Linked DNA regions of Homo sapiens: region 1 is linked to region 2. A link is a loop called in an ENCODE intact Hi-C map of the cell type or tissue named here. Cell type or tissue: mammary epithelial cell. All regions are shown on one strand. Region 1 overlaps MMP2 (matrix metallopeptidase 2). Region 2 holds the start of CAPNS2 (calpain small subunit 2).

Evidence for each region. Peaks named below come from ENCODE experiments on the same cell type or tissue, not always from the same donor. Only the 100,000 strongest peaks of a DNase experiment are listed, where the experiment ranks them.
Region 1: it touches region 2 in a loop (4-fold over the local background); 2 of 110 quality-filtered maps call a loop at or near these places.

Annotation. Positions count from the first base shown.
Region 1 is chr16:55,499,669-55,504,668 of GRCh38, forward strand. MMP2 (matrix metallopeptidase 2) reads left to right here. Exons shown (of 13, transcript NM_004530.6): 12 at 3,111-3,220. Among named protein-coding and RNA genes, the nearest start is that of LPCAT2, 6.9 kb to the right of the region's middle. RefSeq lists an enhancer at 2,825-3,326. In mammary epithelial cell, a CTCF peak has its summit at 2,091; a DNase peak (open chromatin) is centred at 513; H3K27ac peaks cover 2,703 bases.
Region 2 is chr16:55,565,736-55,570,735 of GRCh38, forward strand. All of the region lies in intron 11 of LPCAT2 (lysophosphatidylcholine acyltransferase 2), which reads left to right. It overlaps CAPNS2 (calpain small subunit 2), which reads left to right and starts at 949. Exons shown (of 1, transcript NM_032330.3): 1 at 949-1,952. The coding sequence starts at 1,022. The coding sequence ends at 1,768. In mammary epithelial cell, no CTCF peak of the experiment used is centred here; DNase peaks (open chromatin) are centred at 2,586 and 3,506; H3K27ac peaks cover 3,481 bases.

The DNA of each region.
Region 1 (5,000 bases), 66 kb before region 2:
GAAACGGAGGTCCAAAGAAATTAAATAACTTGTTCAAGCTATAGAGATATGTGTATTTGCACAAAGCCAGGATTATAGCTACTTCTCTTGTATTCTAACTGAGTACCCCCTCCACTATACCTGCCAGTCCATTTGATTAGTGAGGAAAGAGTGGTCGGGGCACAAAGACTTGTGGTGTGTCTTTCCATCCCCTCCCTCCTGGTATCCCCACATTCCTTCCATGGCTGCCACTGCATCTGGGCCCTACCCAAGAATTTTAGAGGGCACTTCCTGAGGCCTTTGTCTGCCATCCCCAAAACAATCCCGCTTACTTCCTAAGGCCTCTGTCTTCTCCCCCTTCCCTCCTCCCCACTACTCTGCCCCCCAGCTGCCCTGCATTCAGAAACTCTTTATATCCCAGGCCTGCCCATGTCAGGGTGGAATTCCAGACATATTGCTAAGACACTTAGCAACCTAAGCTGATTGATATCTCAAGCCTCAAGAAAGAAAACAGTCAGGCAGGAAACCACAGAGCAGGCTTTCCACCCACCAGCTCCAGACACTAGCCCCAGACAGTGTGCACGCACACGCACACACACACACGCGTACTGCGAATGGCATCTCAGCATTGTAGGAGCCCTGAATCTCCAAGTCTTAGAATTGTGGCTGGTGAGCCGCACAGACTCACAGAAACGTGAATCTTAGAATCCTAAAGCCCTGAAGTTTTCAAATTATGGTGTTGGAAGAACTTTTTAAATCACTTTTCCATGCACTGTATCTATGTAAACATGCAAAAACAGACCTGTTCCTAGCATATAGGAACATGATTGTGTGCGCATGTGCGCATACACACACACACACACACACACACACACACACACACACACACACAGGCATGGAGGTTGTGGCAGTGCCTTGCTGGATTTCCAGGCAGAGTTATTTGCCTCCCAGTCCTTTTCCACACAAGCCCACCTCCCAAAGCCAGAGCCAGGACAGACAGCGTGCTCTACAGAGGAACCACCCTGAGACTTCCTGAAAAGGGACAGAGCTGAAGGGCCTATCAGAAGCTCTGGGCTGGCTTCCAAAGGAGACAGATCTCTATTCCAAGAGAAGTGGTGAATGAGCTTGTGACACTGGCCCTGCCGTGGAGTCTGCAGAGGCCCCAGAGGCATCTTTGCTGGAGAAGGAGAGAGAGCCCCAGAGTGACAGAGGCTGAGCAGCTGTCTTCAGCATGCCAAGAAGAGCTCAGGCCCTGCTTGTAGAAGCTTTCACTAAGCCACAAATATATGTTCCACATCTGCTGTGTGCCAGGCACTTAGCTAGCTGCTGGAGAGACGGGGGTCAAAAAATCATCACACCCTGCCCTCATGTAGTTTATAGTAGAATGAGGGAAAATTATGTAAACACATTTGAATCAGATAATGATGGCTCTCAGTATGGGGCCTCTACCATAGCCCAGCCTGAGGCTATGCAGGTCACCTATATTTCTCAGTTGAGGTAGATACTGTTAGCTCCTTTTCCCAAGTGTGGAAACTGAGGCTAAAGTGGCTCAAGGAAAAGCTGGGACACAAATATCTGTGTTCTTAACACCTGCTATACATGGCAACTTCTACAGCTGCAGAGAAGTACCACATCTTCTGACACCACAGTGCTTGTATTCTTTCTGGATGAAAAGAACTTGGAAGCAAACTAATTCTCTTATCTGAGACTCAGTTTCCTCATCTGTAAAATGGGCTTGACTTCTGCCATCCCCACCTTCTGTGGGTAGAATGAGAAAGAAATGAGGGCCAGTTCAAGTGTGGGACACACATCTCCAAACTATCCTAACGCTAGGGAATGTAGTTTGAGGGCTCAGTGGAGGTGCCTTGGATGGGAGTGTTGGGATTTTGAGCTAGGGAACTTGGTTTTGGTGACCCAGGGCATGAGGAAGCATGCCAGGTTTTGTAAGAATGAGTTTTATGCTGCACCTGGGATTAAGGAAGGCGTTAGTTCTTCGGGGTGATGGCTGAGGGAGAAGTCCCTTTGAGGGAGAAGTCTCCTCTAGAAGGGAGCATATAGGGAAAGCTGCTGTTGGGGTCCAGGGTGGAGGTGGTCAAGGCTGGCTGCAGAAAGGAAGGGAGCCCCCTAGGAGGCACTGTGGAGCAAAAGGTGGCTGCTACCAGGATGGGATGCGAACACAGATTCATCTAGAAACAGCTCCACTTGGGCAAGACTTGTTTACTAGGATATCCATAGCTCCCATAGTGGGAGCTCAGTAAATATTTATGGAATAATGAAGTGGAGAGGCAAAGGAATCAACATGACAGCAGCATTTAAAAAGTTCTCCAAAAATCTTAAAAGACAGAAGGATTGCTAGCCAGGGAGAAGAACATACTAACCGATGCCCAAAGTATTTACCTGAATTAAAGGCGGGGCCCAGGATTGCTGCCGCCGGAACTGAGGTGGCATGTGGCCCACCCTGTGACTAACAGGCCTTGGACTTACACGTACCTTCCACCTTGCATTGTAACCTCACTGCCCCAGCCATGGTCATCTCCCAGGGCAGGGACTGTCATCTCCCTGTGGCAGATGAAGAAGCAGCAATTTTTCCAAGCCATGAAGTGAAAGAATGATGGGGCAGATTCCCATCCCTGGGCTTCTAGTTTAGCACTCCTCGGATTACAGCAGGGATTTGTTTGTAAGGGAGCTAACATTTCTTAAGTACCTACTAAATATTTATGAGACATGGGGATAGAGGCTCTGCATGTGCTGTTTTATTTAATGCATGCATTAAATTAAATACACTAAATTAGACACAACCCCATTTTACAGCTGGTAAAACTGTAGCTGTATGGAAAGTGGTTAACACACTGTTTGGCATGTAGTAAGTGCTTTATAAATGTTAGCAGTAATCATGAGATTGTTTTTATGGGGTCATCCAAAGTCATATAATTAAAAGTGGTAGATCTGAGGCTCAGACTCAGGTCTGATTCCATGCCCTTCCTTCCACTGCAGCTGGCTGCTTCCCTGAAGGGCTAGGTCCAGTTTCCGAGGCCTATCCAGGAGCCATCAGCTGGGTGCTCCCATCCAGGCCAGGGGGGAAGTGTCCTTTAGAGAGGCCCTGCTGGTTCACTGTGTCTGTTTCTTTACAGATACAATGAGGTGAAGAAGAAAATGGATCCTGGCTTCCCCAAGCTCATCGCAGATGCCTGGAATGCCATCCCCGATAACCTGGATGCCGTCGTGGACCTGCAGGGCGGCGGTGAGCCACCCAGGACTGTCTCCGCTTTCTAGGACTCCCCGCCCCTAGCCAGGGCCCAGCTCCTTGCAAATACACACTTCTTTATTGTGCAGGGCAGGCAGGCAGGCGGCGCCCAGGAAAACAAATCAACTCCTTCATCCTAGTGCTGGGAAGGTTTCCAGATCCCTGACCTCTGCTCCTTGGCCTGGCTCCAGGCAGTAAGACCCAGAAAGACTTCTCACAGCTGCAGGGCCTGGAGCCAGGGCAGGGGAGGGCGGAAGGCCTGGGCCAGGGGAGAAGGAACATGGGCTCTGTGCCGTGGATTCATTCTGGGGTTTGATCCAGGCCCATTTGCGTTTTGCAGGAGGCCTGTGACCACCTCCCATTAGCAGAAGGATGGCTCCATTTGAGACAAGGCAAACTTTGTCATGCTCTGTTGCTCATGTGGCAAAGATCCTCCACTCAACCAGTTTGCCCCTGGCCCCCTGCTGATTAAAACACAACCAGTAGCAGCGAGGGATAGAATTTGGAGTTTGAAAATCATACTCTTGAGGAGGCATCTGTGAGCTTTCTAGGGTCCTGGAAATGGGTCCAGTTTGGCTTTTTTTAGAGGAGATTTCAACTAAATTCCACAGATTTTTTTTTTTTTGAGCACCTACTGTATGCTAAGCACAGGCCCTGACCTCCAGTAGCTGAAGGTCTTACATGTCCAAGAAAATGCAGTGTACAATCAGATGCTAGATTAGGAGTTATCTTCAAGAATAAACATCTATTGAGCACCTACTACATGCTAGCATATTAATAGTAAATGAGATTATGTATGTCAGGAGTCACAAACTCCAACAGCTCCATGTGTCAGGCAGGTAGCACAAATGAGTAAAGCAGGCAGGGGCAGACAGTGGGGAACTGTGGAGTCTGTGCGGAATCAGAGCACATGCCTCATTTACAGGAGACACTTTCTTCTCACCTTCAGATAATTATTGGCGGGCAAGATTAGGGGCCTAGGCAGCTGCCATGGTTCACACCTGTCATCCCAGCACTCTGGGAGGCCAAGGCAGGAGAACTGCTTGAGCGCAGGAGTTTGAGACCAGCCTGGGCAACATAGTGAGACTCTATCTCTACAAAAAAATTTTAAAAAACATTAGCTACACATGACGGCGCATACCTGTAGTCCCAGCTACTGGGGAGGGTGAGCAGAGAGGATCGCTTGAGCCCAGGAGTTTAAGGCTGCAGTGAGCCGTGTTCATGCCGCTGCATTCCAGACTGGGTGACAGAGTGAGACCTGGTCTCAAAAAAAAAGAATGGGGCCTGGTGTTGTTAGATATTCTATATTAGATATTCTAGTTTTTTTAAAGGAAGCCAGAAATCTGTACTTCTGTGTGACTTTTTGGATGTTTACATGTTGGCAAGTTATTCAGATTTAAAGACAAAACAAAACAAACTTGTGAGAGTCAAATAAAACCCATCTGTGGGCCTGACAGGACTGGATATATCCTGTTTTGCCACCTCTGGTACATGGAATGTGCTTAGTTTGATGCTTGTGTTAAGTGGAGTTATTGTTTTTAATAATAGCATATGTTATCTGACTTAATGCTCACTGCAAGCCCTAGAAGGTTGATAATCTTTATCCTCATCTTAGAGATGAGCAAACAGGGAATAAAAGAGCTTATTTCACAGCCATTTCCCTTCTTCCACTCCCAGAGGGGGCTCTTCTGGGCTTTTGTTGTGTTTTGGTTTTGTTTTTGTTTTCTTTTCTTCAATCAGCTCAGATTGAAACAATTGAATTTTTTTTTTTTTTTTT
Region 2 (5,000 bases):
TTCAGTTTTGCCAGATGAAAAAAGTTCTGAAGATAGCTGGTGGTGATGGTTTCACAATGCAAATATACTTAATGCCACTGAACTCTATACTTAAAAATGGTTAAAATAGTATATTTTATGGCATGTGTATTTTATCACAATTTTAAAACATTTAACATTTTTATAATGAAAAAGGAATAAATGAAAGAGTCTGTACTGTCTGATTTAATTTATTTAAGGTGCAAAAATAAATCTATGGTGTTAGATGTCAGGACAGTGGTTATCCTTGGAAGACGGAAGTAACTAGAAAGAAGTATGAAGAGGCCTCTGAGATGTGTGCAGTCTGTGAAATTCTTTGAGCTATCCATTTGTGATTTATATGATACATTTTTTACATGAATGTTACATTTCAAAAAAGATTTTAGCAATGTCGATCACAGACACCACAGCAGCCCTATGGAATCAGAATCTCTGGGAGTGGAAATTCAGGACCTTGCATTTTAAAAATCTCCCTTCTAAATTTTTCTTAAGACTACTGGATTTTGAGAATCTTTGCTAAAGGAAGAGGATTAAATATTCTTCCAATGCCCAAGATTTCTTCAATTCTATTCTAACAATAAATATTTCTTAGAGAATAAATTTTTGATTTCCTTGCATCATTTACCTTTTTCCTGTTAGGAAAATGCACATCATTTTTTAGGTGCTGAGACAGAGGACTAAGAAATCAATGACATAAAAATGCATACTTTAATATTTTTTCTTTAAAACTATTATCCTAAGGTGTCCTACATACTATAATTTATAAGTATCTGGAAGAGTGAAAACAATTTTATTGAGGCCTTGTAAAATATGGCAGGTGCTAGGACCTCATGGAACTCAGGTATCTTCAGTAGGATGTGAAACATCACATCATGGGGCGTGGTGCAGTGTAAGCAGGTAAAGAAAAGCCAGTTCTTCCACATGTAAACTACTTGAACTCCATTTCATCTTTTTTCATACCATCTCTAAGATTGCTGCCGCATTTGCTTGTTAAACTGAAAGCATGTTTCTTGCAAAGGCTCTATTGGAAGGAGCAGATCGAGGTCTTGGAGAAGCTCTTGGAGGCCTCTTTGGAGGAGGTGGTCAGAGAAGAGAAGGAGGAGGAAGAAATATTGGAGGGATAGTTGGAGGAATTGTGAATTTTATCAGTGAGGCTGCAGCAGCTCAGTATACTCCAGAACCGCCTCCCACTCAGCAGCATTTCACCAGTGTGGAGGCCTCAGAAAGTGAGGAAGTTAGGCGATTTCGGCAACAATTTACACAGCTGGCTGGACCAGACATGGAGGTGGGTGCCACTGATCTGATGAATATTCTCAACAAAGTCCTTTCTAAGCACAAAGATCTTAAGACTGACGGTTTTAGTCTTGACACCTGCCGGAGCATTGTGTCTGTCATGGACAGTGACACGACTGGTAAGCTGGGCTTTGAAGAATTTAAGTATCTGTGGAACAACATCAAGAAATGGCAGTGTGTTTATAAGCAGTATGACAGGGACCATTCTGGGTCTCTGGGAAGTTCTCAGCTGCGGGGAGCTCTGCAGGCCGCAGGCTTCCAGCTAAATGAACAACTTTACCAAATGATTGTCCGCCGGTATGCTAATGAAGATGGAGATATGGATTTTAACAATTTCATCAGCTGCTTGGTCCGCCTGGATGCCATGTTTCGTGCCTTCAAGTCTCTGGATAGAGATAGAGATGGCCTGATTCAAGTGTCTATCAAAGAATGGCTGCAGTTGACCATGTATTCCTGAAGTGGGAACTGAGAAGTCAAGATCCTCCCTGGAGGACAGGACTGAAAACCTTGCCAAGCTGTACACAGTTGCTGATACCCTGTGCAACAGCTCTCATTTCCTGGCAAGCTCTTTCACAACCCTACATATTTCTGATCATGTGCTGCCTTTTACTGCTGAATTAAAACAGATATTTCACGAAAAATGTTCTGAGTGGTTTGTATATCAGCTTTTTGAGATTTGGATTTATATGGACTTGCATATATATGGTGGGGAGGTTGTGGGGTAGAGTTCTAATGGAGTAGATTTTAAAAGGTGTTGCTTATTTAGTGAATAAATTCCAAGGAGTAGGAACTTTATTATTGTTGTTATTGTTGTTAAGAATGAATTTTTTTAATCCTAGAATAAATCAAGAAAGCCCTCAGGAGATACATTTTCCATTTTAAAAAGTTGAGGAGAGAGGTTCAAAATCTGTTTTTCTTGTAATTTTATACCTGGTTTTCCCATTATGTAAAAAAATGAAAAGTGCTTTTTAGGAAACTTATTTAACCATAAAGAAACAGGTTCAGACAATGAAATTAAGCAGTTTTATATAAGGGTAGCATTTTTTTAAATGATGGAGCTACTATCTAAAATTCTAAAGTTCTTTAATTCTGTTTCTTTAGTAAAAAAAAGCACTAGCAATTTTGTTTTGATACATTTGTAAAGAGAGTCAAAGACATTGAGGAATAAAACAATATGCTCATAGTTCAAAAATGTCTCTAGCTGCCTTAATGAATCAAAATGTTTGCTCTTACACGTACTTCATACAAAATCAGGCATGCCCTGTTGACGTTAGCCAGCTCTTGTCGTGTCTTGTCCTGCCTTAGAGCAAGGAAAATTCTTTTGTTCATCTTTGAAAACTACAGGCAGGAAATAAGCAGCAAACAAAGAAAAACAAAAAAAGAAAAACACATGAACAGTAATCAGTTAAATGGAATGTAAACCAATATAGAGAACACATATTGCTGACTATTGCAATTATTCTCAGCCCTGGCTGCAATTTGGAATCACTGGGAGAGCTCTTTAGGAATACTAATACTTGAGTCTCCAAATATGTTAAATAAGACTTTTTAGAGGTGGGGCCCAGAGATGAATATGTTTAAAGCTCCCCAAGTGATTCTAATGATCAGCCAAGGTTGACAGCCTTGATTGCTTTGAAGTAGGGCCACCTCACAGTATTTTTCAAGCCTGTCTCAGCCAAAACTAAGGCCATGCAGGAGAGTCAGTGTTGCCAGCATTCAGGAGAAGGAAGATAGAAATACCAAGAAAATGCCACCCAAAAGCTGGGGTAGTTGTGCCTTTCTTGCGTACAGACCTTGGTTTGGCTTTATAATTTTGATAATAGGCTAATATAGCAGAGCAAACAGAATCCAGGATTCCGGTGCCAGTAGACACAGCTAGAGAGGCTACATTTGCAAGTGCTTGGTTCCTCTGTCTGCTATTTAATTGGTCTCTACCCATTCTGCTTCTCTGATTTTTAATGCATTGTCTCTATCCCAGGCTACTTTGGAGGGTCATCCCGAGTTTGCAGATAAATTCTTCCTTCCTCTTTGGACTCATTTAGAAGAAAGTTGTAACTATGGAAATGATGTAACTAGCCTGTTAACATCCCTCAGCTTCCTGTTAGAAATCCCCAGTGAAATGTGGAGAGGTTGGCTTTTGACCTTTGTGTTCACCATCATCACCATCATACAATATTTATGAAACACCACACACATATAATTCTGAACTGAGCCAAGCACAGAGATCACATCCACTTTCCTCAAGGGACTTGTAATTTAACCTTGGTCTGGTGTGCTACTTAGACCAGGTGTGGTTACATAAGAAGGAGGCTGCTGCCAGCAACCACACATTAATAACAATCTCTCTATTTTAGAATAAGTCCAGGAATATGTTAGGCATGGATGTAGTAAAGTAGCCAAGAAAGGGGAAAGCTGCCAGACATCTTTTAAATTCTCAGAATATTAGGTTTATAATTTAACCTTTCCATAGGATGGTTGTGGAAAGAACAATGTAACCACATTTTTGTTCCTCACTTTATTGTAAATGTTTCATAAAAGTTAAAACAATCATCTCACACTAGGAGTGGTATTATTGCCCTTGCTTCTCAAGTTGAGGGATTACCTACTTTTACAATTCTCTTCCAGCATGCTCATGGAAAAACACCCTGAAATTACCTAAGTTTCTCTCCTTTTCTCTTCTGAATTTGTATAAGTAACCTCAGACATCAGAGTGGATACTAGAACTAAAAAATCTGGACTTTTTCCAAGTAACCAAATATTTAGCATTGTGTAGAACCAATAGCCTAGCAAGTGATTGAATTTCTTAGTTTTCATTCAATATTTGATGTTTTAAAGGCACATTTTTAATGTTAGAAGCAATATTTAACTTGACACCTTTTTAAAAATTTGCCTGCTCTATATGCAAGACTATTTATAGCCTAAGATTTATATAATTCATATAACTCCATGCCATTATTCTTAAATTTCTGACATTAAGTAATTTAATCAATGTAAATTGAAAATCATACTCAGTGATAAAAATATGTGAAATTATACATCTACATTTTTAAATTTCAAAAGATCCCATGTGATTTTGAAAAGTAACTTTATCTTGATATAATCCACTAAATTTTATAACCTATAAAAAAGGAAAAAGAATCATGTGCTCTGTAACTATGAACAGCAAACTACCAGAAACATTCAAAATTTTTATGTGATCTTAAAGGTCACTTTAAAAATATTTTTGGGTAGCGGTGCATGTGTTTTTAAAAGTTGGTTTATCTAGCTACCCCAGTCAGAAATCTTATCAGTACTGGCTAGGCATGGTGGCTCATGCCTGTAATCTTAGCACTTTGGGAGGCTGAGGTGGGCTGATTGCTTTGAGCCCAGTAGTTCAAGACTAGCCTGGGCAACATGGCAAAACCCCGTTTCAACAAAAAAATTTAAAAAATCCCCACAACTAGCCAAGCAAGTTGGCGCACACCTGTAGTCCCTGCTACTTGGGAGGCTGAGGCGGAGGATCGCTTGAGCCCGGGGGGTCCAGCCTGAGTGACATAGGGAGACCCTGTCTTGAAAAAACAATTATTTAAAAAAATCTTATCAGTAGTATTAAACAACTACCCGTATAGTGGGGACTTAAAAAATATTTGTGGAGGCACTTACAAAGTATGGATATCTAATGTGCCTACTGATCTTGAAGAACCTTCAGA